Linked DNA regions of Homo sapiens: all the other regions are linked to region 3. The links are chromatin loops, found by intact Hi-C in ENCODE. Cell type or tissue: OCI-LY7. All regions are shown on one strand. Region 1 overlaps ST14 (ST14 transmembrane serine protease matriptase). Region 2 overlaps APLP2 (amyloid beta precursor like protein 2). Region 3 overlaps PRDM10 (PR/SET domain 10).

Evidence for each region. Peaks named below come from ENCODE experiments on the same cell type or tissue, not always from the same donor. Only the 100,000 strongest peaks of a DNase experiment are listed, where the experiment ranks them.
Region 1: a loop joins it to region 3, with 2.3 times the contacts of the local background. A loop is called at or near these places in 2 of 110 quality-filtered maps.
Region 2: a loop joins it to region 3, with 4 times the contacts of the local background. A loop is called at or near these places in 3 of 110 quality-filtered maps.

What each region holds. Positions count from the first base shown.
Region 1 is chr11:130,177,035-130,185,034 of GRCh38, reverse strand. All of the region lies in intron 1 of ST14 (ST14 transmembrane serine protease matriptase), which reads right to left. Among named protein-coding and RNA genes, the nearest start is that of ST14, 21 kb to the right of the region's middle. RefSeq lists an enhancer at 4,198-4,257. In OCI-LY7, a CTCF peak has its summit at 3,097; DNase peaks (open chromatin) are centred at 3,474, 4,994, 5,414, 6,414 and 2 weaker places; H3K4me3 peaks cover 4,970 bases; H3K27ac peaks cover 7,934 bases.
Region 2 is chr11:130,114,424-130,122,423 of GRCh38, reverse strand. It overlaps APLP2 (amyloid beta precursor like protein 2), which reads right to left. Exons shown (of 17, transcript NM_001142276.2): 4 at 1,606-1,718; 5 at 614-810; 6 at 1-119. Among named protein-coding and RNA genes, the nearest start is that of ST14, 41 kb to the left of the region's middle. RefSeq lists an enhancer at 3,455-3,534. In OCI-LY7, CTCF peaks have their summits at 4,681, 7,626 and 7,835; DNase peaks (open chromatin) are centred at 243, 3,233, 4,093, 7,493 and 1 weaker place; H3K4me3 peaks cover 4,648 bases; H3K27ac peaks cover 7,514 bases.
Region 3 is chr11:129,942,693-129,950,692 of GRCh38, reverse strand. It overlaps PRDM10 (PR/SET domain 10), which reads left to right. Exons shown (of 21, transcript NM_199437.2): 5 at 3,323-3,548; 6 at 5,681-5,922. Among named protein-coding and RNA genes, the nearest start is that of NFRKB, 51 kb to the right of the region's middle. In OCI-LY7, a CTCF peak has its summit at 3,023; DNase peaks (open chromatin) are centred at 242, 2,982, 3,632 and 4,242; H3K4me3 peaks cover 6,328 bases; H3K27ac peaks cover 7,124 bases.

The sequences.
Region 1 (8,000 bases), 230 kb before region 3:
GTTTGGAAGCTCTGTGTGCATGCCTTGCCACAACTGGCTTCACTGGCGGGGACACAAGTGAGTGGCTAAACAGATTTTTTTTCTGGGCACTCCCAATGGTTAGACTATATACATCTTCCTGTGGATGGTTCCATTGCTCCAGAGAATAATTTTCTAATCTCCTGGCTGGAGTGATTTAAACCCAGCCACTAGCATTCAGGAACACGTAGGAGAAGAGACTCATTCCCCTTCTTTTCACCTCTCTCTACAGCCTTCCTCTGTACCTGGGGTTCTCAAGCCCACATATTCTTTGATTCAATCTCTCCAGACTATTTTTCCCATCCACTGTGGGAGTCTGCTGGGGCCTTTGTCTTTTTGCTTGGGGCCAAGGTGGAGATTTGGGTATTTCTAACAATGTCCTTTCTTGTCTCACCTCTGTCTTCTAGAATACTTGAGCCCAATCTTTTCTGAGCCTGGCAGAGAAGAGACCATTACCAAAGAAATACTGAAAGGATGTTTCCAAGAGCTGAAGAGAGTTGTAAATCTTCCAATTCAAAGGGCTCAGTGAATGGTGAGAAAGACAAATGAAACAGCACATATAGCCAAACAGATTGTATTGTGATGACATTTCAGAAGATCACGGATAAGAATGGATCCTCTACGCCTCTAGCTGTCATCTTTTCTCTCCCGTATTTTGCGTTTCTTCAGCGTTTGGTTCTACTTTGGGAATTTCTTTGACTTGCTCTTGCAAACCTTCCATTAAATTTAAAAAGCAGCTTCATTGAGGTATTATTGCATAAAATAAAGTGTATATATTTAAGTGTACAATTTTGGGCATCCATATGCACCCATGAAACCATCCACAGCTAAGATGATGCCCGTGTCCGTCTCCTTCAAAATCTCCTCCTGGCCCCTCCCACATGTTCCTCCCTGAATCCATTTCCTGTCCCCAAGAAACCACTCATCTGCTTCAGGCTGCTTTTCCCAGAGCTTTATGTAAATGGAATTCTGCAGTATGCACTCTTCCATCTGGCTTCTTTCACTCCGCACGATTCCTCTGAGACTCACGCAGGTTCCTGTGTGCCCAGCAGTGCATACCTTTTGGTTGTTGCTGCATTTATCCCATCGTTTGGACACACAACATGTGTTTACCTGTTCACCTATTGATGGACATTTGGGGTGTCTCCAATTTCAGGCCATTACAAACAGAGCTGCTAGAAACACTCCCGTAGCTGTCTTTGTACTGGCATATCAGCAATGAAAAACTGGAAACTAAAACTAAAAGACACCATTTACAATAGCTTCAAAAATATGAAATACTTAGAGGTAAATCTGACAAAAAATGCACAAAACCTGTACACTGAAAGATGTAAAATACTGCTGGGAGAAATTCTAAAAGACCTAAATTAGTTGAGCAATATACGCTGTTCATGGATTAGATGATTCAATATTAAGGTGTCTATTCTCAAAATTAGCTATAGATGCAATGCAATCTTTTTTTTTTTTTTTTTTTAAGATACAGGGTCTTGCTATGTTGCCCAGGCTGGTCTTGAATTCTTGGCTCAAGCAATCCTCCTGCATCAGCCTCCTGAGTAGCTGGGACTACAGGGTGCACCACTGCACCCAGCTGCAACTAGACATTTTTATGTTATCTTTGGAACTTCGCCTTTCAGGCTGGGTTTTCTTTAGACATCTGGTGGCCTCTGGTAGTCTAATCATATTTAAGAATGAGAAAACACAGATTTCGGCTACACTCTGAACAGACCATGTATGTGTATATATGTATAAGAAATGTAGGCCGGGTGTGGTGGCTCACGCCTGTAATCCCAGCACTTTGGGAGGCCGAGGCAGGCAGATCACCTGAGGTCAGGAGGTCAAGACCAGCCTGGCCAATGTGGTGAAACCCCATCTCTACTAAAAATACAAAAAAAATTAGCCAGGCGTGGTCGTGGACGCCTGTAATCCCAGCTACTCGGGGGGCTGAGGCAGGAGAGTCGCTTGAACCCAGGAGGCAGAGGTTGCGGTGAGCCAAAATCGTGCCATTACACTCCAGCCTGGGCAACAAGAGCGAAACTCCATTTCAAAAAAAAAAAAAGTAACAAAAGTGGCTGGGCGCGGTGGCTCATGCCTGTAATCCCAGCATTTTTGGAGGCCAAGGTGGGTGGATCACCTAGGTCAGGAGTTCGAGACCAGCCTGGCCAACATGGGGAAACTCCATCTCTACAAAAAACATAAAAAATTAGCCAGGTGTGGTGGCGGACACCTGTTATCCCAGCTATTCGGGAGGCTGAAGTACAAGAGTTGCTTGAACCTGGGAGGCGGAGATTGCAGTGAGCCGAGATCACACCACTGCACTCCAGCCTGGGCAACAGAGTGAGACTCGGTCTCAAAAAAAAAAAAAAAGATATTTAACAAAAGGGCCAGGCATGGTGGCTCACACTTGCACTGTGAAAGGCCAAGGTGGACAGATCACTTGAGCCCAGGAGTTCGAGACCAGCATGGCCAACACGGCTAAACCCAATTCAAAGGGCTCAGTGAATGATAAGAAAGACAGAAATACAAAAAACTAGCCAGACATGGCAGCATGCACCTGTAGTCCTGGCTACTCGGGAGGTTGAGGCAGGAGGATGATCTGAACCCAGGGAGGCTGAGGCTGCAGTGAGCCATAGTCATGCCACTGCCCTCCTGCCTGGGCGAGACAGAGACAGCAAAACCTCATCTCAAAAAAAAAAAGGAAAGAAAGAAACAAAGAAAAAAAGAAATGTAATGAAATAATAATTTATCATGTTTAGATGTATATCCAATTCACAGGGTAATTTCACAACCATTTTCTTACTGGATCTTCATGACAGTCCTGTGACTCATTCAAGACTGGCTGGTGCTATCACCCGTGTTATATAAAGAAGGCAGGGAAGAATGCTGATTTTGCAAGGTCACCCAGTACTTGGTGGCAGATCCAGAATCTGGTCCTGGTTTACTGCCTCCCAGTGTGGTTAGGTTCCAGAATTCTGGGAGCAAGGATTCAGGGAAACAGAAGACAGAGACTCCCATGAGAAGGGGTAAGGTGGCTGAGGGCATTGACTCAGGGGTCACCCCAGACTCTGCCACGGAGCGAGGCTGTCAGCAGTGGCGCTAGCTCAATGGTGGGTCCTCTGTCCTCCCTGCAGTGTGAGTTCTGTGGCTCCACCCAGCCTAAAAGTGCTGTCTAATCAGTAACTGGGCTGCTTCCTTTTATAACCTTAGCTCTTGGCTCCATTTTCAGGTGTAACAGAGATACTGTTGCATAATCCCATCGTTTTATTGATAAGAACACTGAGGATGAAAGAGAGGGAGTGGCCTGTCCAAGGTCACAAAGTTAATAAAGTCAGTGAAGCAGCAAAGCTCTTTTAACTCCTGGGTGGGGGAGGTGGGAGGGGGAGGTCTCAGGGAACTCCCATCCACTTAGACACTTAGACAACTGTAGGCATAACACCTCTCTACTGGGCCACAGCCGACAGGAGAGATCCTATGCCTGCGCCTGCTTTCACTTCTCCTGTCTCTCTTTCTTAAAAGTAAACATCTTTGCAGGTGCACACATAAAACGGTGCTATGAAGCCAGGTGTGTCTGCTTACCATAAACACAGATAGAGGCCATGTAAATATCACAGCCTCTTCCTGCTGGCCCACTGTAGTTAGATCCTGGCCAAAGGACCCAGAAACACAGCTCGGCTCCAGGCCACTCAGACAAGGGAACGAGGAATGACTTCCAGGCGGGAGGTTGGGGATAAAGGGCTCAGGACAAGCAGGGTACAGACCCTAAAGGGCCAGGATCTAACAGGGACCACCACTATCTCACCCAGCAGGGGCGAGATCAGACCACCATCCCACCCAGCAGGGACGAGATCAGATCACCACCATCCCACCCAGCAGGGACCACCGCCATCCCACCCAGCAGGGACAAAATCAGACCACCGCCATCCCATCCAGCAGGGACAAGATCAGACCACCACCATCTCACCCAAGAGGGACCACTGCCATCCCACCCAGCAGGGATGAGATCGGACCATTGCCATCTCACCCAACTTTCTGCAGGGAGCGAAGGGTCAGATCCAGAAACCCGGGAAGGGGAAGTGGAGAGGTCCTAGAGCACGCCCTATTTCATCTTATCTCATTGTCTGAGGCACACTAGAGCAACTGATGCATATCCTCCCCAAGGCCGGGCTCTCCAAAACGAAAAGAAAAAAAACACTGATTTCTAGAGGGCCAAAAAAGAGACCTATTTTATTTGATAATATAGGAAAGATTCTTGCAGCCAGCCTACTCCCATTAAGTCAGAGAAACTCACCAGGGCTGAAAGCTAAATGCTGAGCCAACAAAACTCTGTGTGAGTCAACCAGAGAATCCTCCCTCTGAGAGGAACGCTCTCCTGGTTCCTCAAACACACACTAAGACCTGCCACTGAGTGCAAACTCTCCAGGGCCCACGACCCCACTGGCTCTGGGGACCAACAAGTCCAAAGCCAGAATTTGCCATGGGCTGCTCAGAGCATGGTTATCCTTAGAGAAAAGCAATGGGGAAGGGCCCCTACACTTACCAACAACAAAAATACTACCAACTGCACACAAAGCCACACAAGATTCCAACCAAAGCAGACAGGGAAAAATGAAGCTTCGGGCCAGACCCTTTCTAAAGATCGTTCCTCATGTGGCTAAGGTTGGGTGTGATCTGCTGGGAAGGAAGCGGCTGAACCTGGAAACCTCAAGAGGCCCCTTGGAATCCTGGGGAGGGACCGTGAAGGGCAGTCACATGACAATGGGTAGCCTGCTTCTGAGGCTGAAGATCAAGGTCAAGGGGCAGGGGCGATGCCACCAGCTAGGGACACAGCTGTGCTGCCCAGACCTGAGACAAGGACAGGGTGGCTGGATTTGTGTGCTGCTGCCAAGTGCCACTGATTTGTGGCCAAGGCTCTTGACTGACACGCTCGGTGACTCCAAGGTGGGACGGATTTCAATCCCATGATGTCATCACCCCCACCAGGGTCATGAGAACCATAAACTATCCCTGTAATTGTTCAAGCGAGAAAGGAAAGTAGAGCCCGAGCACCTGCAAGGGTTTCCCCGGGGAAGAAAGCATTCTGTGGCAGGTCGAAGATGCCTTCCTTTGCAAGGGAAAGACCGAGCCAGCACAACCTCGTGGCCGCTCCCTGCCGGACTGGCTAAAGGTTGTGCTGGATCCTGGCCAGATTTCCCGGAAACCCAGCACGGCTCAAGCCCACCTGAGATGACAGCAGGGAATGACTGCCAAGAACAAACTCTGTGTTTGTCCCCTGGGCAATGCTGAGCTGAGAATGATACCAGAGGCATGTTGCAGGAAGGCCTCTTCATCAGGCTGCTGTTCATAAAAGGGACCTGTCTCCGGCTAGGAGGGACCCCACATAGACAGGCCCTCCCCAGTTAAATCAGCAGCCCCGGGGAAGCTCCAGCAGCTGTGCACAGAGCAGGCGGTCAGCAGGCTCCTGAGGGCGGGACTTCACCCCACCTGCCACCATGGCAGTCCAGGGCCCAGCACGGGGCCTCATAAAAGAGGACACTTGAGTGCTTATCTGGGGATGACCGATGGGCAAATGAGAAAGGAAAAGAAAGGCCACACTGGAATCCTCCCACCCACTCCCCAACCAGGGGTAATCGATCTCTCTAGAAGCCAATTTTCACGAAACCTGCAAAAGCCTATGGTTCCCATTGATCGCAACCCCCAGCATTTCCTGGACTTGTCTGGTCATGAAAAAGAACAATAACAATCAACTGAAACAAATGCAGTGTTTGTTCCACATCCAGATTCCCAAGCCCCTCTCCCTGGAGGTGCTGATGTCATGCATCAGGAGCAGGGCCTCGGATGTGGAAGTTTTTATTCAAGTGCTCCAGGTCATTCTTGGGAACCTGAAAGTTGGAGAAACTCCACCCACCATTTCCAGGAGGCTCACCCCTTCCTGTCACCAGGAGGAGAAGCTGGCTTAGAGTCTCAGCTGGTCTATTTTGAGCAACCACCTGGGATGAAGGGAAGCTGCTGTGCCAGGTCGAACTTTGCTTCCACGCCCTGGGGACCCTCCCACAATTGGTTATAAGCATCATCCCAGAAGTCCCTGAGGCTATCACTTTTCCCAGAAATACACACTCCAGCTCCTCCTGGGAGAGCACAGGGCCAGCTGCAGACCCAGCCAGCTGCTGGCAGACACCCCAAAACCCCGGCCCGCCCACCTTTCCCTTTGACCCGTCGCCGCCCTCAGCCGCCCCGCCAGAAGGAGCTGCTGGAAAACAGGTGGGGCTGCAGGGCCCCAAGGAAGATCCAGAAATATCTGTAGATCTGTAACCCCAGCCCATCAGGGGAACACAAAGCTGACCCACGGCCAAGAACTCCCACTGAAGGAAGTAAACCACAAGTCCCCACACCTGGTTACAGCCTGAAGGAAAGTCCCCCAGGACCTGACTCAGCCCAGCTGTGAGGACGTTGTCAACACAGAAACCCAGCGGTTCTCTGCCAGGGAGCAGCCAGCTCCTGCAGGTTTCAAGTCCCGTCCCAACTCCCAGCACTGCCCAGGGCCCTCCCCACGCAGCCCAAGGGACCAGGAGCCTTGTACAGAGCACCCTTGACATAAGTAACGCCATCTTAGAAAAAGACTTCATCTTAAAAAGAGCAGGACTTCGGCACCTCAAGATGCCCTCTTCACTGACACCATTTTGCTGTCATTCGTGATAAGCACCCAGCATCTGCCAACGAAGGCTCTGCCAACATCAGAAACTCTTCCCGGCAAGACCGACAAATGACCCAGCTCACACCAGGAGACTCTTTTTATCTTCGTGGCTCTTCCTGGACTGGTTTGTTAAACCCTTTTTCCTATCCCCTTTCTCTTGATGTTAAATGTTACTTTGATGTGGAATGTTTATACTTTTATATATTGGTTAAGAATATTATTATGTATAGTTTGCAATATTGACTGGAGTGGTTTGAGCCTGTGTGCCTGAGGCTCTGACTACGGAGTGAACAGGAAGTACTAAGGAGAGCTGTCTCTTTGGGAACTCCATGCGGCTCGCGCCTTGTGTGATTGAAGTCACATCAATAAGTCTGACCTTGTGGAAAGACACAAAGGTGCATGGACCCGGTTAGGACCTCGCACCGCTCATGAGAATTGGCACAGTCAGCTTACTGGGCATAGGTGGTATAGTCGATGCTAAGGCGAAAGCCTCCACTAAAACTTAAATTAGAAATCAAGCCGTTTGAAAAAACAAACTGCCACCCTCTTCAAAAAGAGACGTCATCTCACTTCACCTTGAAAGTCTAGCTCCCTGAGGAAAACCTCAGGTGATGAGGTTCTTTACCCAGGTCCTGTAGCTCCAAGAGCTGACAAGGTCTCGGCTGATGCCAGGCTAGGAAGCTAGTGGGGCCAGAAAGGCTCATAGCAAGCATGGTCTCAACTTAGGAGATGGCAGTTGGCAAAACAAAAAAATTTTTTGTTTTTGAGACGGAGTTTCGCTCTTGTCGCCCAGGCTGGAGTGCAATGGCGCCATATCGGCTCACCACAACCTCCACCTCCCAGGTTCAAGCGGTTCTCCTGCCTCAGCCTCCCGAGTAGCTGGGATTACAGGCACCTGCCACCGCACCTGGCTAATTTTTGTATTTTTAGTACAGACAGGGTTTCACCATGTTTGCCAGGATGGTCTTGATCTCTTGAACTCGTGATCTGCCCACCTCAGCCTCCCAAAGTGCTGGGATTACAGGCGTGAGCCACCGCGCCCGGCCTAAAAACAAATTTTTAACTCGGCTGAAAGAAGAGGAAGCCAATTATTGCATAACCCCTACTCATCCGGTTGGCTAAGGTGGGAAATCGAACCATTGCCCAAATAGAGTTGGAAGTCAGAAAGACTCCCTGTATGACCCCCTGAGGATGTACAGTCAGACTTGAGGACCCTAAAAATGTTAAGCCCCGCCAGGCACGGTGGCTCATGCCTGTAATCCCAGCACTCTGGGAGGCCAAGGCAGGTGGATCA
Region 2 (8,000 bases), 170 kb before region 3:
AGGTGTCATAGTAGTAATCTCGGTCCTCCACCACTTCCTCCCCTTCTTCCTCATCCTCATCATCCTCATCCACAGCTGCTTCTGTGAAGTCTTCCAGATCTGCTTCAGTAGGAAATTCACTGAAGGCCAAAATAGAAAAAAAGGAAGGTTAATAGCTCCTATGTGCAAAGCACAACAATGGGTCCCTTCTCTATTCTGAAACACAAAAACAGAGGCAGGAAATAAGCTCAACGCACATTTCACCGTGCCACTAAGCCCTGGGGCCCAGCTACATCAGCAAACGGGAAGTATTTGTGAACATTTGAATCTAATCATGATACAACAATAAGACAAATCCAAATTCAGGGATATTATGTTAAACAAATGACACGGACTCTTAAAAAATATCATAGTAACCTGCAGAAAATAACAGCTCAGAATGATGTAAACACAAAAATCACAGGTACTCCTGTGATTGGCAATGGCTAGAATGAAATGCAAGCTTAATCAACTCTAGCAGAACAAAGGAATGCCCAGTTTATCCAGAAGTGAGGGACTAGCAGCCAACAGCCGTCTTTACAGAAGGGCTAACAAAAAGGCAAAACGACTTCACAGTTCAAAGTAGAAGAGTTACCTTTTATAAACATCATAGTCTTCCTCTTCATCTTCCTCTTCCTCTTCCTCTTCATCTTCCTCTTCCTCTTCTTTTGACACAGATCCAATAATCTTTGTCTGAGGGCAGCACACATATTCAGTGCCATGGAACTGGTCTACCCCACATGGGAGCAGCATGCCGTAGCTATATAAGGTCATTCCCTGAGTCAGACATGCCTAAAAGAAACCCACAGGCCACATCAGAACATACTCCAGAGTAAACGTGGTCAAATACACTCCGATCTCTACCCTCCAAAATAAACCCTTATCAAATCACTTAGCAATGCTTTCTCTTATGAACACATACATTTTCTGTCAAAAAAAAATTGTAATAATATTATTGTAAGATTTATAAATTTTAATTTACAATGGGGAAACATGATCTGGTCCAAAAATACTGAAATCCCAAATGTGGAAAAAAGTCAGGAAGAGAGCATTTTTTTCTAATAATGACTAAAGCCAGATAAGGTGGTCAATGTTAATAGATACTCACCACTGGTGCAAGCACTACTTCAGTATTTGACCAAAGGAAGATTACTGACCAAAGAGCAGAGCCAGCCTAATTACAGAAGACAAGAAAGGGTACTTCTTGCCACCAGAAAAGTGAGATGGCATGCAGTCCTGCCTGTGCATATGTCCAGACCTATATTTTCTATCACTGGCGATTTCCATGCCGGCCTTAGGGTTAGGATGGTTTCCTGGGAGCCTCACCAGCAGCATACAGTATTCTCGCTCAGCCACCTCCTTAACATCCTCAACTTCAGGAGCTGACTGTCAACACTGAGCTCTCCTACACAAATACCTACTTCTCTCCCAAATATTTCTAACTTATAAGACAGAAGTAATTGTAAACCTTAAGGAGATAATGGGGGAAACATAACTAACTTAAAAGCATGGTGAGATTTGGAGAAAAGTGCTACTTCCCTCCTAACAGATACAACAGCAGCTGACTTTCCCCCCGAGTTCTCTTACCTCTTTGACTACCGTGTGCCAGTGCTGGTGATTCTCACACACCTCCATCCGCTCTTTGTGGAAAAACTGGCACTTTTCTGGAACTAGCAGGACATCACTTACAAATTCACCCACTGGAAAAGAGAATCTTTGTCAGAGCGGATCTGACCATGATTTCAAGGTGAAAATGCCCCTCACTGAAGTTTATGATGATAGTCTACACAGCCAGGAGCAGTCTCATGTATACGAGCAGATGCACATCTCGTACCTTCAAAGGCTGACTGGATGGTACAGTTCTAGCCAAGCAGCCACAAGAACTCACCAATCTGTCAGAGCCATGATGCCAGGGACCTTTTAAAAGCCCCCTGACTGCAGTCCCACTGCAGGGCTACAGCAACACGTGACGGGGAATATAATAGGATCACCTCCATGCCCGCCTCAGACACACACAGCTACTCTCCCCACATGGCTCTGCCTTCCTTATTCCTGCCCACACCTCTGTAATCAAATGCCCAAGAAACTAAAACCAGGTGTTCTACTCAAGTACAGATGAATCTTTAGACAAAACATGATGTAATAATTGAATCCAGTAAGAATAATCAATGATTAATTACAAAGGGGCAAAGGTGTCTTTACGGTGGGAAGCCTTGGCAAACTACCTCAGCCAGATAACCAATTTAACACCACTGATAACGAGCAAACTGGTGTGTGTGATGTCCTAAAAATAATATATCACCTACACAGTATTTCTGCCAAAATATATTATCATTTGAATCTAATCATGCTAAAACACTAAGACAAATCCAAACTCAGGGACATTACATTAAACAAATGGCATGGACTCTTAAAAAATATCATTGTCATGAAAGTTTTTGTTTCTAAAGAAAGACTAGGGAACTATCCTAGATGAAATGTAGTATGTGATCCTTTTAAAAAGGAAGCTATAAAAAACACTAGTTGGACACTTAGGAAAATTTCCAAACATGACAACTGTATTGTCATTATATATAGAAGAATGTCCCTGGCTCTTAGGAGAAACCAGCTGAAATACTTAGAAATGAACTGTCGTGATATCCCAACTTACTTTCAAATGGTTTAGCAACACAAAAATATACATATAAGATGCAGAGAGAGAAAAACATCAGGTAAAACTGGAGAATCTAGGTAAAGGGTACAGAGATATTCACTATTACATTTTCTAAAACTTGTCCCAAAAAGTCGGGAGAAAGATACACATAGCTGTTTATTTACAGGGAAAAGATGGTATGTGATTTGTTTCCAAATAATCAGGGTTGTGAGGGAGTGGGCCTATAGAAGGTGGAAGAGTGGCTCATGAACTGATGGTGGTTACAAAGCTGGGCAACCAGTACGTGAGGGTGAACGGTATCATCGTCTCTTGTTTGGCCATGTTTGTAATTTGCCACAATAAAAAGTTAGAAATATACAACACATCACTGGATGATCACCCCAAGACTCTGATCAGTAGTGTAAGGTAAGGCTCAGTAATCTACACTGGGCATACGTCTGCCATGTGCTCCACACAGTGTAGAGGGAGAGGAAGAGAGGGCGAGAAGGGTGCTTAGCCCAGGAAGAGATGCAGGAAGCAGTGGCAGGAAGATGCAGCTGGCAGACTAACCTCTGAGGTTAAGGGGGGAAAACCCTGAAAATATCATGAGAAAGTAATGTGGTCTAAGAAAGGGCTTAGGGCCCAGCTAGTGGGAAGTCTACACAGACCCACCCAGCCTCGCCATCATGGATGAGTCTCTCAGGATCCTCTGCCTTGGGCCTCGGGCGCAAGCACTGAAGTCAGTCTTTCTACCGCCCCAGTGGTAAGAGAAAGGGAGTTGCTGATGTGTAAGTAGGGGAAGATGGGCTCCTGACATGACAAGCTGTAGCAGTGTAACAGTCCCCCCACATGAAAACTGCATTACAAATGGCAGTCAGGTTTCTCAGCACTGCTAGCACAGGGACTTTGGGATCACACAGCTCAATGTGACACTGAAGCAGGATTGCGAAAGTGAGCCTGACATGCTGCTTACCCTTGAGGACCCCAAAGGCTCTAGGGGAGGCAGTACCTGCAAACAGGCTTTAGCAATCAACGAGACTTAAAAGCATTGCTTAAAAATAGCAAAAATACCAACAGTAAGCTAGAATCTGCCTCTACGAGAATGAACAACCCTGATACTCAATCTAAGTAGAAATTACTTCAATTCTGACATCCAACCACCAACTCACATGGTTTAATGTGATTATTCTGAATTAACTAGGCTGTTTTTGTTCATTTATGACAAAAAGCAACAAAAGTGGATGCTAAAGGAAAAGTATATGCAGGGTTGAATGCTAGGGTTCAATCTCAGCACTGTCATTTACTAGCAGAGTAACCTTAGCCAAGTTACTTAACCTTTCTGTCCCTCGGTTTCTTTATCTTGTGGGGACTAAATGACATAATCTATACAACAAGAAAAGCTTAGAACAGAAACTATTGTTCCACATGTGGGTTTGTTGTTTAAAATAAAAACAGAAACTGACACCTGGTAGGCACTATTGATGTTAATGTTAGTGAAGTCTTGAGGAACTAGTTTTATACGAACTATTCAACCATACTCATAAAGCAATGTATATTTAAGCAACAGTTAATGCACTTTAATTTGTAAAACCTCACTTTTAAATGTGCAACTGCAACATCAAAAAAATTTAAAGCAGCAATTTCACTACTAATCTATATTCTATAGAAACACAACAACTATTTTTTTTTTTTTTTTTGAGATGGAGTCTCGCTCTGCTGCCCAGGCTGGAGTGCAGTGGCGCAATCTCAGCTCACTACAAACTCTGCCTCCCGGGTTCAAGTGATTCTCCTGCCTCAGCCTCCCAAGTAGCTGGGACTACAGGCACGTGCCACCACGCCCGTCTAATTTTTTTGTATTTTTAGTAGAGAGACGGGTTTTCACCATGTTAGCCAGGATGGTCTCGATCTACTGACCTTGTGATCCACCCCGGCCTCGGCCTCCCCAAGTGTTGGGATTACAGGCGTGAGCCACTGCGCCTGGTCAGAAATACAACCTTTAACTCAATCTATACAACACCTTGGATAAACTAAAAAATGATGTAAAGTAAAAGCAAGCTGTAAAAGGTCAGGTACAGTATGATGCCATTAATGTAAATTTTAAAACACAAAAACATTGTTTATAGATGCATGTAAATGTTGCAAAAGAACTGAGACCAGCCTGGCCAGCATGGTGACACCCCACCTCTACTAAAAATACAAAAATTAGCCAGGCATGGTGGCATGCACCTGTAATTCCAGCTACTCAGGAGGCTGAGGTTGCAGTGAGCCGAGATCATGCCACTGCACTCCAGCCTGGGCAAGAGACTCCGTCTCAGAAAAAAAAAAAGATGGAGATGAAGCAAACATGACAGAACACTGAAGAACTGAAATCAGGAGGGTGAGCATATGAGCAACCATCACATTATGTCTCATCTCTTCAGGATGCTTGGTGTAATATTTCAGAATTAAAGTTTAAAATCAAAACCTTTTCGGAAATGCCAAAAATTTAATAAAATAATTAATTCCATGCTAAACCATAAAATTAAATGCCACTAATCTTCAGCTATTCCATGACTGAATCAATCTGTTCGATCTCTAAAAATCAAAAAAGAACACCACTGAATTTGAAAACAAACTAAATTCTAAAATTTAACTTTTTTTTTTAAGATGGAGTCTCACACCATCACCCAGGCTGGAGTACAGTGGCACAATCTTGGCTCACTGCATCCTCTGCCTCCCAGGTTCAAGCAATTCTTCTGCTTCAGCCTCCTGAGTAACTGACATTACAGGCGTTCGCCACCACACCCAGCTAATTTTTACTATTTTTAGTAGAGACGGGGTTTCACCGTGTTGGTCAGGCTGGTCTTGAACTCCTGATCTCAAATGATCCTCCCATCCCAGCCTCCCAAAGTGCTGTGATTACAGGCATAAGCCACCAGGCCTGGCCTAAAAATATATATATATATCTTTTAACAGTACTCTTTGATTCAACAATTCCAGTTCTAAAAAGATACCCTAAGGATGTCTGGACGCAGGGGCTCATGCCTGTAATCCCAGCACTTTATGAGGCTGAGGCAGGTGGATCACTTGAGGTTAGGAGTTCAAGACCAGCCTGGCCAACATGGGGAAACCCCATCTCTACTAGAAATAGTAAAAATGAGCCAGGCGTGGTGGCGAATGCCTGTAATCTCAGCTGCAGGGTGGAAAGGGGGACACGCAGGACCAAGGCCGCAGTCAGCCAAGATCGCGCCACTGCACTCCAGCCTGGGTGACGGCGACCCTGTCTTAAAAAGAAAAAGAAAAAAAGAAAAAGATACACACCCTAAGGAAATAACTAGGCAAGTGAATTAAAATATTCATTAGTGTTATTAATATCAAAAAACTAGAACAAACCTAAATGTCCATCGAGAGGGAATTAATTAAATGATGATACATATATACAACAGAATAGTATGGGGTTACAAGAAATATGGCTTATGTGTATATTTAACATGGACATTTTTCCATGGTGGTTTAATAATTTTTAAAATCATTGAACAAACAAACAAAAGGAAACCCACTGCGTATCTCTAACCCCTTCTTCAGGCTAGTTACTTAAGGCCAACTTTATCTTTTTTTTTTCTCCCAACCTTATCTTTTATTCAAAGATGTATGTATCCCTAAAAGTAGCACATGATAATAAAAGCTCAATAAATGCCAAATAAAAATAAACAGAACTTTAAACAGAGGAGCATACGTTGTATCATCACAGTTAGGGAAAAAACATTTAAAAGTATATACATTTCCATGTGTATCCAAAGAAAAAAATGTTCATCTATACCCCAAAATGTTAATCACAGTTAACTTAGTACAGAAACTGAAAATAATTGTTTTTGTCCCCTTCCCCCAATGCAAACTTCTTTTATTGAAAAATAAACCCCTTTTTAAAAAGTAGACTGAAAGAGGAAACACATTTCAATCCCAGCATCCGCTCTATCATTTCATTGCTACTCTCTGCCTTTGCTACAATTTTTCATCAGAAGCTCCTAGGGAAAAAAATTTACCTAGGCAGATCAGTATTACTCTGTTTTACAGAACATTGAAAATGGTTTGCTCTCACTTTAGTAATTTATATTCAAGCTGGTAACATCCTCAATTTTATCAGCGGAGTATAATATAATTGCCACAATTTCCTAAGTCACTGGACAAACATAAAGCTCTACTGTTTTTGCTGATCAATGAATATGGCAATATAGCAAAACCTAACCTATACAATATTCATTTAAGCTGCAGTTAGGATTTATCGCCAATTTCTAATCATCCCTGTGATTCAGCTTTTCTTTCCTACTACTTCTCTCCAGCAGTGCTATGGCAGCCATCCAGGTTTTAGAGCTTTTTCAGAGTTGCTGAAATTCCTTTCAGAATAAATAACAAAGGTTGTTTACCTACTTGAGGAAGCCTCCAACACCAACACCCATGCATATAAGTAAATCTACTACATACCCTGACATGACTATTACACACTATATGCCTGTATCAAAATATCTCGTGTACTCCATAAATACAGACACCTACTATATACCCACAAAAATTAAAAATTAAAAAAATAATAATAAATATACTACAAAAGTACACTCCAGGTGCAAACAGGAAAACCATGTAATTTAGGGAGCTGGTAAAAGCTGTACCCAGGTGGGAGAAAACAGCCTTATGTAATGAGGTCTGGTGGTCACCCCAGGTATGTTTCAGGGAAAACAGGGTTCAGAGAAGTGAAGGATCCACGCTACCTCTCGAGAGTGGAACATTCACCTTGCACAGGGGTCCACACCAGGAACAGGGTGAACTGTCAGTGGCTGTCATGAACTCAAAGGCTAGAAGACTTGCAAAAGGACACCTGCAATGGAAAAGTGAGCTATGCCAACAGACCAAGGTACAAATGCAGAAGACAGCACCTCAAAGCTGCCGAGACCAGTTTTGTTTTCAAAGTAGATATTAAATCAGAACTTTAGTAGTTTTCATATCGCAATAACACTACCTGTCCAAATCTCTGTCCAAAAATAACCAAAAACAAAAAACAAATCACCTAAGGCCCAGATCTGGGTTTCAAAATAGCATTCCCCACTAAAAGAAACCATGGTGTCTCAGAGAAAACAGACTCCAGGAGTGGAGTAGGGAAAATACAGAATGGACTTGGAGAATCTTTTGTATCAGAAAGTAAAGTTCTCAAAGAATGATAGGGACATGTTATAAGGACACAGGAACCAGCATAACGGGGCCCCCACTGGCCAAATGCAGACAATGTGTACATAGTAAGACAAATGAATGTAGATACCATCTTAGCCAGGTGATGAAACAAACTGGTATCGCACTACTCCTGCTATGATGCAGTGAG
Region 3 (8,000 bases):
CTGGCATAATGCTTAAGCGCTTAGGACAAGGGGCAGTATTGTAAGCTGTGCTCTGAGATGGGGAGCAGGAATACAGTCACTTCCTTGCAGGTTCTGGTGAGGAGGTTGAGGGGGAGGTGGCCACAGCAGCTGCACTGCTAGAAGTTCCCTGTGGAGTCCTCACCCTCACAGGGCATTTTATGCTGTTTTTATTGAAGCTGAGGCAGAAGCGTCTTCCAGAATTTGGCTTCCCCCGTAAAACTTTCTAAAAGACCCTGAATTGCAGAAGTGGAATGTCAGGCAAAAGTCAAATGAGCATGTGTTAAGTGTGCGGATGCAGTTTGAGATAACCGGTTTGATCTGCTTTCTGGAGACAGAGTGTTTCAAATGTTGGGTAACGCTCTTACACAGCCGTTGCAGGTCAGGCCCTCAATAAACACACTCAGTACCGTTTCTTTAGAGTTCTTTTTTTATTATTATTTGAGACAGGGCCTTGCTGTGTCACCCAGGCTGGAGTGACACCATCACAGCTCACTGCAGCCTCAACCTCCTGGGCTCAAATGATTCTCCCATGTCAGTCTCCTGAGTAGCTGGGACCACAGGCACGTGCCACCACTGCCCAGCTAAATTTTGTATTTTTTGTAGAGACAGGGTTTCACCATGTTGCTCAGGCTGGTCTCGAAATCCTGGGCTCAAGCAATCCTCCTGCCTCAACCTCGGAGAGTGCTGGGATTACAGGCATGAGCCATCACGCCTGGCCTCTTTTTTTGGGGGGTGGGGGGGTGGAGTTTCGCTCTTGTCACCCAGGCTGGAGTGCAATGGCGTGATCTCAGCTCACTGCAACCTCCGCCTCCTGGGTTCAAGTGATTCTTCTGCCTCAGGCTCCCGAGTAGCTGGGATTACAGGCACCCGCTACCATGCCCAGCTACTTTTTTTTGTATTTTTAGTAGAGACAGGGTTTCACCATGTTGGCCAGGCTGGTCTCAAACTCCTGACCTCAGGTGATCTGCGCACCTTGGCCTCCCAAAGTGCTGGGATTACAGGCATGAGCCACCATGCCCAGCCACACCCAGCCTCTTTTTAGAGTTTGATAAGTTCTTCGATTAAGATGCACAGCAGAAAAAGGATGTTTCTGTGAGTACTGCAAAGACTTCCTCTAGATGCCTGAAGGGATTGGTGTTATTTCCCAAAAGGCCAAATATATTTCAACAAATTAATCTTCATTGAACACCTACTTTATGCTCAGCGATCTTTTAAATTTGAGGAGGAAGTATATGATATCATCATGGTCCTTAAAGAACTTAGGATAATAATGATTAATACTAAGCAGTTACTAAATGCTATACACTCTGCTACTGGCCTTATATACATATTGTTTCACTTAATACAACAACCTGAGGCATGTATTACTGTGTCCATTTTACAGACAAAGAAACTGAGGTTCAGAGAAGTGTAGTAACTTGCTAAGGGGTGGGGCAAGGATTTTACTCTAAATGCCTGACTCCAAAGCCCATAGTCTATTTCCCTGAGGTGCAGTTGGAGAGGCAAGATGGACTCATGTGAAAACGCATACTCATCACCAAAATAGATGGTGTTTGGCAATGGATGCAAAGCTGTGGGGATAGTTAATGTGTGAGATGTCTGGATCTGAAGTCTAAAGATCTTGGCAGATGGGAAGAACAGATAAAAGCAGTGAAATGAAATTTACTGGAGATAAATGCAAAATCCCCCATTTAAGTAAAAATCAGCTCTTGAAGTCCTGATGAGGGGAAAAATGGTTTAATAGCACTCTATGAGGGGAAAAGAGGACTTAGATATTTTAGTTATCTGCAAGTTCAGGATGGGTCTGCAGTAGAGCAACGTGGCCAACGTAAACACTAATGCACCCTGATGTTGTATTAATAAAAATATGGAATCCACTGCGAAATAAATGAAGACAACAAGATGATTAGGGAGCTGGGAGTTTGGTCATGTGAGAAATGACTGAATGAATTAGGGTTTTTTGGCCTTCAGATATTTGATTCTTGTGGCGGAAGGGTTACACTTATTCTAGCTACCTCCAGAGGAAAGTCCTGGGCCCTAACCAAAGCGTGGAAGATCTGGGCTCCACAGAAATTGTCATAGAACTATTTCAGAATGATTCAGGCTGCCTGGTGAGGTCATGAAATGTGGAAGCAGATGCTGAGTGCTGTTGTGGAGTGGGATTCTATGGCTCCAAGGGCTGCAGGAGTTCAGAGCAGAGGAGACTCAGGGAGGGCTGGAGGCATCAAAGGCGGTTCACTGGGAAACTGGAATGTGGTAGGATTTAGAAGGTGGCTGAGGAAAGAGTATTTTAGGTGAGGAAAACAACATATGAGAAGATAAAGGGAGTGGCATTTTTAAAAACTTGCTTTATTTATTGAATAGGACATGGCTTGAGTATGACCTTGTGCTAATTGGGCAGGAGGAGCAAGATTGCATAAAGGGATTCTAGGCCAGTGTATAATCCCATAACACTTAGATTGGAGGCAGGAGAACTTTTTAAGGTACCATTTTTATTTTCTGCCAGGATATTTGATAAGATAGCATTAACCTAATACATGACCCAAACTGTGTCTTATTTGCAGGAGACTGACTTCAGCATGATGAAACAAACAGGCACCTCATCTCTTTCATTCTTACTTAAAAACCTCAGCCTGCCTGAGCTGTTTAAAAGGAGAGCTGTGAGCTATGGAACTTTGTTAACCATGTGTTGCACGACGTGTTTAGTTTTAAAAGACAAGTGGTTGAGGATAGGTCAACTCATTTACCCCCTCCAGTGTGGTATGGCTACTCTGGAAAGGCAAGAGGGACCCCCACCCCAGGTTTAGTTCAGATGTGGAAACTGATGATACCTCACATGTGCACACATCGAAACGGTCTGTTGCTTACCTATTTGAAGTCTTGGGAGACAGGGCAGGCCTCTCAAGCAGTGTGAAACGGCTGAATGAGCCAGGAAGAGACCAGGTTTTATTAAGTTTTAGGGGTGGGGTCAGGACGCAGGTGGTCAGGGCCTTGCCAGTGTTGACTCTCCCACTGCTGCCAAAGGAGGGAGCACCTGAGCCTTCTTAGCAGCCCTCCCAGGTGTGGGACAGAAGGGGCAGAGGGAGGGCAGAGGCTTAAAGGCTGTGAGCAGTCAGATCAAAAATGAAGCCAGCTCTTCCTCACAGCCGGTAGATGGAAGTCATTTTTCCAGGGCCTGGAAGGAGTTGGTAGGAAGACTAGATTTCAGCCAGCCCTTGCGCCCTGTTTGTGCCAGCAGGCACCAGCGAACCAAAAGCAGGTGTCCATGTCTGCTTACTCTGTGCCTTCAACTTTTGCCCAGGCCTCATTGCCAGTTCATAACCAGGTGCTGCCTTCCATCGAGAGTGTAGATGGGTCCGACCCTTTGGCAACTCTGCAGACCCCTCTAGGCAGACTGGAGGCCAAAGAGGAAGAGGATGAGGATGAGGACGAGGACACTGAGGAAGATGAGGAAGAAGACGGTGAGGACACGGATCTGGATGACTGGGAGCCAGACCCGCCCCGGCCCTTCGACCCACACGACTTGTGTAAGTGTGGGCACGGGTCTCCCCCAGGGAAGCTGTGTCCATCTTGTGTGTCTGTGTACGTGTGCGTGTGTGTGAACATAGCTCCCGTGCGTCAGGTCCTTCCGTGTGCAGCCAACTGTGCTACATTCTCTGCTTGCTTCATCCCACCTGGCCTTCACTGCAGCCCTTTGAGGGACACTCTCCTTCGTTTTCTGATTTACTGATGAGTAAACAAGCTCAGAAGATTGGGAAGCTCGCTGGGGGTCACACAGGGACGAAGGGGCATCAGGCAGCCAAGCCCAGGTCTCTCACACCAGAGCTTCAGCTACCAAACCACCATGGTAGATTTGCCCGATCCTGCGCTCTTCAGCCACTTCAGCTTTAACAAGTTTGCCTTGCTGCTTTGCCTCTTCCATGATAGCCTTTTAAGAATGCTGTTCTATCCCAGGCGTGAGTGCCCTGAGTCTACTACCTCCTTTATGCCCTCCATGGCCCTACCATGAGGTGGGTAGCTTTCCCAGGGCTGTGCCAATAATTTGAGGGTCAGGACTCCAGTTCAGGCAGTCTGGCCCCTCGGCAGCGCCCTTGATCAGCCACCCCACCCTACTGCTTGCTGGGGGTTCACATTCCACCACCAAGAAACCATCAGTTTCTTTCTGTGGATTTTCTTGCTTATGTGGCAAAGTGCTTACTCATTGATTTGCATTACTGAGGCTCTTCAGAGCTTTGTGGTTTCATCCTGTTTCTCCTGGTCCTTCTGTGTGGTGGTGGTAAAATCTGTCTGCTTGGGCCCAGTGTTCAAGCTCCACATCTAATCCCAGTTCAACAGAGAACTTGCTCGTTTTGGTTTTCCTTGAATTCATACGTTTTCTTTTCTTTTCTTTTTGTTTGTTTTTGTTTTTTTTTCTTTAATTTTGAGACAGGGTCTTGGTCTGTCTCCCAAGCTGGAGTGCAGTGGTTCAAGCTCGGTTCACTGCAGCCCTCTGCCTCCCAGGTTCAAGCAATTCTCAAGCCTCAGCCTCCGGAGTAGAGTAGTTGGGACTACAGATGTGCACCACCACGCCCAGCTAATTTTTTTTTTTTGTATTTTTAGTAGAGATGGAGTTTCACCATGTTGGCGAGACTGGTCTCGAACTCCTGACCTCAAGTGATCCGCCCACCTCAGCCTCCCAAAGTGCTGGGATTACAGGCTGAGCCACTGCACCTGGGAAAAATTCTTACATTTTTGAGGCAACTCCTAAGTCAAATGCACAGAAAATCACTTTATCTTTAAAATATTAATACAAAGTAGCTCTGTTATTTGAGAATTGTAGAAATTAAAAATAACTATTTCCTAAACCAGGTCACCATGCAGCTGGAGTAAGGTAAAGCATGTTAAGTGTGTTAAGGGTTGTGGGCATGGCCTGTGTGGTCCATTTGCTCTCCTCCGTTTTGGGGCTGTACCTGTCTCGTTCTGGCGGTTAGCTTACAGGTGGGTGCTCCTGGCAAAGAGGCAGGGCGTGTGGCCGGACTGGTGCAAACCGAGTGCTCTTGGAATGGGCGGAAAATGTTGTGTCATCCCAGTGAATGAAGGAAGGGATTCTAAATTTGTTCATTTTAGCATTATCTAATCAGACAGTATGCACTGAACTCTCAGACCGCACAACCCTTTTTCCGTTTGAGTTAGGCTGAGATATAAGACTTCTGTAACTCCCTTTGAGAAAATTGATTCAATAGTATTGTCAGGGTTCCTCCCCGGCCCCGGAATAGTTTTATTGAGATAATGGGCATACTATAAAATTCACCTATTTTGTCTCATCAGATAGTGCAACATTTAGCCTGATACGCTCTTTTTACTCTTCAGACATGTTGTAATTGATTTGTAAATTTAGTGGCCACTATTCAAAGGACTCTCCAGCAAAGAAGTCAGTCATGGCCTGCTAGTTGTTTTTGGCAGGCATAAGCAAATTCTGTCTGATTTTAGAGGAGAATTACAGGATTTTTACTGGTCTCCCAGAGAGAATGTATTACCGTTGAATGGGTAGCGCCATTAGGAGTTCATTGAATTTTGGCTTGAAAATGCAGACGGGGATTTTTCGGGTCAGAATTTTTTACCTCACATCAAGTCACACTGAGGAATTGGACTTTTCTTCAAGACTGTCTCTCTTTTGCAGGGTGTGAGGAGTGCAATAACGCGCATGCTTCAGTGTGTCCGAAGCACGGCCCCTTGCACCCGATCCCCAACCGGCCGGTGCTCACCCGGGCCAGGGCGAGCCTCCCCCTGGTGCTCTACATAGACAGGTTTCTGGGCGGGGTGTTCTCCAAGCGGCGCATCCCCAAGCGCACCCAGTTTGGCCCCGTGGAGGGGCCTCTCGTCAGGGGCTCGGAGCTGAAAGACTGTTACATTCACCTCAAGGTAATTTATGCTCTATCACACTTCACTCCTGTCCTTTACCAGTGTTTGAAGGAGCACTGCGTTGTCTACTCAGTCTCTTATTCCTGTTTCTTAGCAGTTGTTTGCTAGTATTCTTCTTTCTATCTTAACTTGGTTAAATGGAAACTCACTAATAAGATGGAGATTGCAATTTTTTTTTTTTTTTTTGAGACGGAGTCTTGCTCTGTCGCCCAGGCTGGAGTGCAGTGGCGCGATCTCGGCTCACTGCAAGCTCCGCCTTCCGGGTTCACGCCATTCTCCTGCCTCAGCCTCCCGAGTAGCTGGGACTACAGGCGCCCGCCACCACGCCCGGCTAATTTCTTTTTGTATTTTTAGTAGAGACGGGGTTTCACCGTGGTCTCGATCTCCTGACCTCGTGATCTGCCCGCCTTGGCCTCCCAAAGTGCTGGGATTACAGGCGTGAGCCACCGCGCCCGGCCGAGATTGCAATTTTAGTGCCTGAAGGCGTTATATGAATTATTCTGGGGGGCTACGGTAGTTTTCTAGGGTTGCCGTAGTAAAATACCACAGACTGGGAGGCTCAAACAACAGACATTTAGTTTCTCACTGTTCCGGAAGCTGGAAGTTTGAGATCATGGCGTTGGCAGGGTTGGTTTCCTCTGAGGCCTCTCTCCTTGGCTTGCAGAAAGCCACCTTCTCACTGTCCTCACAGGGTCTTTCCTCGGTGCTTGCATGTGTCCACGTCCTAATCGCCCCTTCTTATTTATTTATAATGTTTGTATTTTATTTTATTTATTTTTTGAGATGGAGCCTCGCTCTGTTGCCAGGCTGAAGTGCAGTGGTGCAATCTCAGCTCACTGCACCCCCTGCCTCCAGGTTCAAGCGATTCTCCTGCCTCAGCCTCCCGAGTAGCTGGGACTACAGGTGCCTGCCATCACGCCCAGCTAATTTTTGTGTTTTTAGTAGAGAGGAGGTTTCACCATGTTAGCCAGGATGGTCTTGATCTCTTGACCTCGTGATCCACCCACCTCAGCCTTCCAAAGTGCTGGGATTACAGGCATGAGCCACCGCATCTGGCTAATTTTTGTATTTTTTATGGATACAGGGTCTTGCCATGTTGCCCAGGTTGATCTTGAACTCCTGAGCTCAAGTGATCTTCCTGCCTTGGGCTCTCAAAGTGCTAGGATTACAGGCATGAGCCACCTCTCCTGGCCCATCTTCCCTTCTTATAAGGACCAGTCCTGTTGGATTAGGGCCCACCCTAATGACCTCATTTTAACTTAATTACCCCTTTAAAAGTCCTGTCTCCAAATGCAGTCACAGTCTGAGGTACTGGGTGTTAGAACTTCAACATGGATTTTGAGAAAGACACAGTTCAGCCTATAACAGGGGCTTGCTTTCTTTATTTAAAATAATTTTGACTGGAATGCAAAGAGAATTATGTAGGCTTAATGTAATCTGCTGTGTGCCAGTAATGTTTGCAAGAAAACCACTTTGTAGTTTTGAAACAGGTCTGACCTGTAGACTCTGGTTAAAGAATAGCTCCCTGTATGGTGAAGTATGTTTATAGTCATCTCTTTACAGCTGACCCTTTTGTTTCTGCCCAGCCCTCTCTACTACTTGCTTTGTGGATAACCACTCCAGAGAACTAGGAAAGGGCAGTGGGAAGGGGTGAATATTTGGGATGTGTTTTTTGACAAGTCATCTGCTGTCATGGGGAGATTTTCTTTGTGTTCTCAAAATCTCCTAGCAAGAATATTACTTTGTAAAGAGAAATGCCTATCCCTGGGCTGCCTATTATAAATGAATGCAATGAAACCCCAAAAGGAGGCAAATTGTAATGAGCTAGAGAGTATTTTGCTTGCATTTTCTGGCATATTTATAGCATTTTTATCATGTTTTGTGAAATATTAACTAAAGCTATGCAATTAGATGAACTTTTAGATTTTGCCAGCTAATTTTCCTACAGTTGAGGCTTCAGAAAGTATCTTTTCCCTTTGACATTTGGCAAGTCATAGGTCTAGGATTTTTGCAGATACAAAGGAAAGAGCCAGGATGTATAGTTAATTTTAGAAGCAATATTTTGCGTATTGTGACAT